2 separate regions of the Homo sapiens genome follow, and region 2 is linked to region 1. A link is a contact called in ENCODE Hi-C or POLR2A ChIA-PET data. All regions are on one chromosome and are shown on one strand. The core of a region is the stretch at or near the end of the contact, and the rest is flanking DNA. Distances in the headings are between cores, read along the strand shown.

Region 1 (3,921 bases), core at 955-3,454:
CAAATTTTGATCTTAAAAAGATATGAGCCATGGACTTGGATTATGCACTGTCAAAATCAGTCTAATGTGTTATTACCTCAGGAGAAAAAGTTAACCATTCTTAGAACGATCTAACCTGGTGTTTAAAAATAGAAACAAAATATTTTCCTACTCTTCAAAAGCTATGTTGCAGCTGTTCATGGGAAACTTTGCATGTATCATCCCTCATCTTGCTTTTATAGACAGACAGATACATTCTTTCAATATGGGAAGAACGGGGAACCAAATGTTAGGAGGAGGTGGCTGGAATGTCTTCCTTGTAAGAACTGACTGAAAAAATTAGAGTTCTTTTGTCTGAAAGATGAAGGCCGAGGTGAAGAAATGATCAAAGTTTGTAAATTCATGAAAGGCATTGCTAACGTGATCATGGACCTCTTAGCCAAATCCCAGAATATTTAAACTGTGGCGTCAGCCTTTGAAGTTTGAAGAGGGTAGTTTTAGGATAGATGAAAGGAAGTCCTTTCATACAGCAGAAAGGAAATTTATGGAAGTTTTCAGAAGTTACAGGCAGAAAATACTGCCTACACATTTTTAGGGGACAGGATCGATCTGTTTAAGTCTCTTGTGAGGAAGATTGTGTTACATGCAGAGCCTTTTAAGGGAATAGAAAGAGTCCATGTTCCTTATGAGACTCTCTTAGTTTCACTCTCTAGGTTATAATACATAGGGAGGAAAAATTACTTGTTCTAAGATGTTCATAATGGTTAATAAATGTTCATGTATGGAGCTAGGGTAAAAATACGAACATGACACCTGTCAGTGCCTACTCAGGCTGTGATTTCTGAACTTTCTGTTTTTAGAAGAGATTGGTGTTCTCCAACTGGGGTCACTGGAACTTCTGTCTTCATAGGAGACCTGACTTCCATTTGCCTCTGATGCTCAGGCACAGCCCTCGGACGTGGACATCATCAAACGTCCTCTTCGCCTTGGAAGGGGGCAAACAAAATCCATATTTCAACTCCATTTTCTCACTGGGAGGAGAGAGGGGCAGGTAAAACCCATATTTCCACTTCATTTTCTTTATATAGTTTGATCTCATTGTATCTAAATAATGACTTCTTAGCAACACATTCTTTTCACACGTGGGCTCTGCATCTTGATTTAGATGATTTCCACGGAAATACCTTTCCTTCCTTCCTGGCCATCTGTTTAAGTTGGACCATCATCCACCCGGGATCTATCAAGAGCTGGGCAGCACTCCGATTTCACACACGTTTCTGATCACTCTTCCTAACAATCCGGGCAAGCACACAGGGCAGAAGTCACGGACGGGCCACCTGGGCGGGCGCTCCGGCCCAAGCTTAGCAGGGCCCCATGCTGGGTTCTTTAATGCCCCCTCGTCACTGCCTTGAAATTCTTAACCTTGCTTGTTCATGGGGCCTGCATGTTCATTTTGCACTGGGTCTTGCAGATTCTGGAGGGGGTCTTGGAGAAATGTCCTTTAATCCCCGTTAACAAATGAAGAAAGGAATGATCGGAACCAGCGAGCCGCTCATCTAGCACAGGGACTCGCCAAGGGAGCGGCTGAGAGGAGTTGTCACCTTCGCAGAGAGGCCCTGCAGGCCGTCTTCCACAGTGGGAGGCCACTGGCCACACCCCCAAGGAGAACACAGCGTTGTCCCCAGTGGCACTGCTGTAGGGAGGGCAGGTTTTCCAGATGCTGGGGAAGCACAGTACTTTCTGCATTTCAGTAAAGACTCATTTCTTCTCGTTGACCTTGGACGGCCCTGCCGGATAGGAGGTGGGGACTGGCACTGGGGACAAACATGGCTCAACACACTTTCAAACACGATGCACAGCCTCGATGAAGCCAGCCAGCCCTTTTGGCTCGAGCCCCACATTCCCTGCAAATGAGTGTTCTGTACTGAAGGACAATTTCCCCCTCACTGGGGCCTTCCTGTGGCCCCTCAGCCCCTGCCCCTGTCCCCAAGGCTGTGCAGGGTGTGCTGGGCACTAGGGGACAGTGACCCCGCTGTGGTATCAGTGCTCAGGAGCAGAACAATGATGCCATTTTCTTCGCTGAAAGGTCTTTTTTCAAAGCAAAATAAAATGCCCAAGGCTCGAGGGCCTTTGTTTTTTGGCTGAAATGTCTCTGTCCTCCCAGCAGGTTCCTGTTTTGTGACAATTCCTGCCAAAAGGTGTTTGACAGGCTTGGCTCCCCAGTGACCACTCCCTGGGACAGGCCTGCTGCCCACCGATAAAATAAGAGGTGCCGCCCAAGACCCCTGTCCTCTCAGGGCTCTGGTGTTTAAAGTCTCCATTGCATGTCATCCTTTATCTCCCCACAGCTGCTGCCTGGGTGAATGAAACATTTAATGCCTTGCTTCTTGTTTTAAGTGATGTTTCAGCTAATAGCAGCAGCTGAGTAGCCAGATGGAAAGACAAGGGCTAATGCAGTGACCGAAAGGTCTTTACAGTCGAGGCTGCTGGAAGAACACAAAAGAGAAGTTGTTTTGCCCAAGAAGAGGAAGGGGCGCTTGCTTTGAAACTTCCTTTGCTCCACCGTCTAGTTTGCACCATGGCCCAGGATGACCGTGGGCAGCTTTGCACAGCTAGCGTGAAGCCGTCTCTGCCATCGTGTGCATCTGTGTTACATGTTTGAGAATGGAAGGCCGCTCCTAGGCAGTGCTGGCTGCAGGGAAGGGGACACGAACTTAGCTTAGTGCCCTAGGGTCCTGGGCTTGGCCGTCTGCATGATTTCCAGGATGATGGTGGGCAGCTTTGCACAGCTGGCGTGAAGCCGTCTCTGCCATCGGGTGCCTCTGTGTTACATGTTTGAGAATGGAAGGCCGCTCCTAGGCAGTGCTGGCTGCAGGGAAGGGGACATGAACTTAGCTTAGTGCCCTACGGTCCTGGGCTTGGCCGTCTGCATGATTTCCAGGATGATGGTGGGCAGCTTTGCACAGCTAGCGTGAAGCCATCTCTGCCATCGGGTGCCTCTGTGTTACATGTTTGAGAATGGAAGGCGGCTCCTGGGCAGTGCTGGCTGCAGGGAATGGGACACGAACTTAGCTTAGCCCTCTGCTGTCCTGGCCTTGGCCATCTGCATGATTTCTTCACAAGGGGACCCACATTTTCGTTTTGTTTGAGTCCCACAGATTTTGTCCCCAGCACTGCCTGTTAGTGTTTCCTACCAACACTAAGGCTCAGCACGGAAGGCCCCAAACTCCTTTTCTTTATGATATGAAATCACTGCGTTTCTACTTAAAATTAGATGTTATGTGCACGTGCACTATTGGGTGTGTATATGTCTGTTTTTTTTCCTTTTTTACTTTCCAAGCCTTTTCTTATTGATATATAGTAGATGTACATATTTGGGGGTACCTGTAATAATCTAATACTTCCATGTAATCAAATGGTAACTGGGATATCCATCACCTTAAATATTTATCTTTTAGTTACACTGTGTCTGTTTTTAAAGAGGTGCTTGTGAATCAGAGAAAAGAATGCTGGCAGGTGTATTTTGAATTAGAGTGATAAAAATAATAGAAAAACTTCCGAGTGAATTTCACATCCATTTGCAGTCATTGTTGCTCCATCTGTTCCAATGTAATGTGATATTTCTTACCTTCACCTCGAACGTCATGTTCTTGGATTAGATTTCAGTTTATTCACTCAGTACATGATACAATGGCTGGCCTGTTCCTCACAGGTGCATACTGAAATGAGGTGCCTTGCCCATATTATTATGGGCACATAATAATATGTGCCCATAATATTATCACAGCTCCAACCTCTACTACCAGGAAGCAAAAGGCTCACTTTTTTTTAAGTTATAAATTTTGGTAAAATTTTTCACTTTTTTTAAGTTGTAAATTTTGGTAAATTTTCTTTAAAGGGACTCTGTATGGAGCCATTGACCATGCAATCTATGCGATGGGC
Region 2 (3,921 bases), core at 922-3,421, 150 kb before region 1:
TTTTCCCTGGGCCTTTGATTCTTCATTTCTGAAGGATCTCGTGTCATGTAAAATTTGGACTAAATATTATGCCTATTATGCTTTTCTCCTGTTAACCTGTCTTTTGTTCTAGGAGTCTCTGCTATGACCCTTGTGATGGGTGAGGGAAGACATCCCACCTATCGGACTCTACAGAATGCATGCTCAGGCCCTCCGTAAATACCTTCTGTCTATAGGAATATCGATGAAATACTCAAGTAATTAATCTTTTGCTGAGCATTTACTCTGCGCATGCAAAAATTGAAAATGGCCCACGTTTCTAGGGGGAAATATTACCGCCGAATTCATTGATTCTGGCTTCTGAACACTTCTTCAAGAAGCTGGTTAGAGCACCTACCTACATTCAGAAAATTCTTAAGAGAGATCAATATTGTATGGGGATTCTTGATTATCAGGTTAATTTGGACTATAAATACTCTCTTAATTGGTCTGCAATGCAATTACCAGTGAATCCCACAGCACCAAAAATGTGTAGTTATTCACACATACACAGGTCGATGACACAGGACCCTCTAGGAACACTGGTGCACTCTCTTTATTTGCAGAAATTATACATATGCTCTCGATTCAAGCCTCCAGGCTAATTACTGATCCTCCTTGATTAAAAATGTGAAATTTTAAATTAAACCTACGTTTAATCAAATATTTCATTAAAGTAATTTTAAAATGTTTTGCAAACCACACTATTAACATATTAGGAATGTTACACAATGTCCACTTTTATTAACACATCAATTAGTCAGCGTTTACTGCCTGGGTGACTGCTTTCCAACAAGGATTGTCAAGCCTCCAAGAGTTAATGATGGAAGTAGGCTGCAGGAAATCAGCTTTCCACTTTTCTCATTTTATTTTCTAACTTCCCATCCCTAAGTCAGGTTCTGACATACACGTTTGAATAAGAAGATGATCACCTGAGTAAGAAAAATATCATTTTGTTGTTACTATGTCTAGTTATTTATTCATGTCATAAGATAGCCCCTTTATCAGTTGAAAGCTCCTGGAATTACTTCTGATTTAAAGATTATAATGTCTTTTTGCTCCCAGGACTGAGCCTCCTGGCTCACCATGCACGCACACCTTTCACATAACTGATGTGTTCAGTGTCATCAGCCTGCTATTTCCTAGGGTCTTCTAGGGTGGACCACCTCTCCAGCCACTGTGGCCACAGCTGTGGTGAAAACCATCCAGTGGTCGTCCTTTTGCATGGTTCATAGTCAATAGAGACGGACAATTTTAGTCGTTGAAATTGTACTGCTAAGCAGACGTACCAAACCCATGAGTTGGATCAGAAGTGAAAGCTAGGATAGGTGTAAATTCAAAACACCTGCACTCGTACTATGGTGCCACATTGAATACTAAGGGAACAAATATTTTTGAGGCACAAAATGCCCAAATTAGGGATTTTGAGAACTGATTGTGTCTCTATAATACGCAAGTGGTGTGATGAAACGGGGGCAGTGTGCTTTGATGGTTTTATCCTCCAGAAAAAGTAGAGGCTCCCACCAGACCTTGTAACACATGTGTCATGAATCAATCTCACCTTCAATTTGTTTTCTTTATTTTTGACCTACTTGAGGCTCTCAGCTCTTTATCGGCAGACAAGAGTGTCTCTCCTTAGCAGACAAACCGGGGAGATACATTCAGATTGTATCTGTTTCCCTTTTAAATGGAAGACGGCTTTATCCTTCCCTCCCCACTGCCCGGTTTCCAAATGATTTCCACGATTCTCTCAATATGACCCAGTCTCTCAGACTTGGAATCTTCCAAAATCTCACCATCATATGGGCAGAAGTGGCACTTTGCTTTCTGGCTCAGTCTCAACCCCAAAACTCCACTGCTGCCCTTGTCTGCCTTCCCCCGGGAGGACTTCTCGTCGCCAGTTTCAGGGGGAACATGGAACTGTACTCATGATGGGATTTGGGCCAACCCATCAAAACCCATGACACTATCAATGTGTCTGTGCAGCTGACATGTGAATTATTTAGAAACCACTGGGCATGTAAACTGGAAGACCATGTGTTTGGACTGTTCAAATTGGCAAGTGACTGTCTGCTGAAACTTCCTCTGCTTCCTGTAATAGAACTCAACTTCTCCTCCAGCGCCCTGTGCAGAGTGACTTACGTAAGTGCTGTGCACCCAGAGTCAGCCCCTGGCATTTCATAACTCAGCTTTGGTAACCATGTGGTAACATGATTCAAACATTTTGCAAGCTAGTAACCTTTGCTGATAAGTAGTATTAATACCTCCTACCAGAGCTCTGCGTTTACCGCTGAATCAAGTAAACTCCTCACTCCCTTAGAGTGTTGAATACAGTAGCAGATTATTGTGAAATGAATCAATAAATACAGTTTGAGGTGGGCTTTACTGAACTGGAATGACAATCTGGCATCTTTAGCTGTGGTTGGAAGTTAACCTCTACCCGGTCCTGCTCAAGTGGCTTTCTTTCTAACTATGCTCACTGTCCTGGGCTGAGTCTCCAGTCTTTTTGTGTGTGTGTGTGGTTTTTAATGACATTAAGAATAATAAATTGGTTTGGGGGATGAATCACTATTTTAATAATTTTTTTTTTCTTAAAAATCACTATAAATGCCTGGAATTCTGAATTTTAGATGAAAGATCTCAGTTTCTTCTGGTGATAAGCATTTGTCTATACATTTTCTTTTCTTTTTTTTTTTTTTTTTTTTGAGTCCGAGTGTCGCTCTGTCCCCCAGGCTGGAGTGCAGTGGTGCCATCTCGGCTCACTGCAAGCTCCGCCTCCTGGGTTCACGCCATTCTCCTGCCTCAGCCTCCCGAGTAGCTGGGACTACAGGCACCTGCCACCACGCCTGGCTAGTTTTTTGTATTTTTAGTAGAGACAGGGTTTCACCATGTTAGCCAGGATGGTCTCGATCTCCTGACCTCGTGATCCGCCTGCCTCGGCCTCCCAAAGTGCTGGGATTATAGGCATGAGCCACCGCGCCCGGCTGCATTTGTCTATACCTTAACCAGGGATACGTCTGCACTGGCTCAGGTCTGTTCACACTGGGGCCAGCTCTCTTTCTCTCTGTCTCTCTGTCTCTTTGGCTCTGGACCTGTGTACTTGCCTGTCTGTGTTGGGATTCATGACCTCATTCTTCTCCTCATTCCTCTTGATCACACTCCTCCCAAGAGAGAGGCTGTTCCTTCACTCTCCGATGTTTCCACCCTAGTCCTGCTCAGGTGGCTTCCTGGGGAATCCCTGAAGGCTCTCCTCCTCCCGCCAGGGGCTTGGCAGGCTGCAGGCTCAGGTGCTGTTACGGAGCTACTGGTTCCCGGGCATGGCCACGTCCCAGCAGAATAACTTCTCAACTTCCAGTAGCCCTCGCAGCTCCCGCCGTTCAGAAGACATGAAACAAACACACGAGAAAGTGACTCTGCAGGTAGAACTAGAAGCTGCCCAGCTGCTTCGTTCCCAGCCTGAGAAAGCCGTCCAGGAGCAAGCGGACATCTGAGTCACACGAGGCCTTTTGTGACCAGCAGCCTGAGGCCTGACCTGGGCCCTTCTCTGCAGTCCCTGGACGCCCATTGTCAGGTGCCCTTTCACACCTCACAGACCCTGGACAGGCCCCTGAGTGGAGGAGCGTGCTGGCCCAGCCTCCACTCACCCTCGGGCCCCAGGCCAACATGACAGCCCCTGTCTCCAGGTCCAGGCCCCTCCTTCCACCCCAGGGTCCTGCCTTTCCCTGCCGGGCCCCTGTCTTGTAATCAGTCTGGCCCCTGCCCCACAGGGCTCTCCCTTTCTCTGCTCCCATCTGTCTGAGGACCAGCCTCCCTGAACCCAACCAGCCTCCCTGGACCTCCCTGTCCCCAAGCTCCTATAGGTTTCCTTGTCGGCCATCCCCTGATAATTTACCTGAAGCTTTT

What was found. A loop is a pair of places that touch in the nucleus more often than their neighbours do. ChIA-PET counts read pairs that join two places held with the same protein, here RNA polymerase II (POLR2A).
Region 2: a loop to region 1 is called in a map of gastrocnemius medialis, with 2.3 times the contacts of the local background. The contact joins two enhancer-like sites. A Hi-C loop is called at or near these places in 1 of 168 maps with a recorded cell type or tissue (gastrocnemius medialis). POLR2A ChIA-PET finds 5 or more read pairs at or near these places in 2 of 52 experiments (A673 and HEK293).

The regions. Positions count from the first base shown.
Region 1 is chr10:3,568,907-3,572,827 of GRCh38, reverse strand. The region is part of intron 1 of LOC105376360 (a long non-coding RNA gene); the gene reads right to left. Among named protein-coding and RNA genes, the nearest start is that of LINC02669, 68 kb to the right of the region's middle. Within about 2 kb of position 2,204, at least 6 of the 41 ENCODE cell types and tissues checked have a DNase peak (open chromatin) inside an H3K27ac peak, as active enhancers do; they include gastrocnemius medialis, where a contact is called at or near this core.
Region 2 is chr10:3,718,966-3,722,886 of GRCh38, reverse strand. All of the region lies in intron 1 of LOC105376360 (a long non-coding RNA gene), which reads right to left. Among named protein-coding and RNA genes, the nearest start is that of KLF6, 64 kb to the left of the region's middle. RefSeq lists an enhancer at 1-292. Within about 2 kb of position 2,171, at least 10 of the 41 ENCODE cell types and tissues checked have a DNase peak (open chromatin) inside an H3K27ac peak, as active enhancers do; they include gastrocnemius medialis, where a contact is called at or near this core.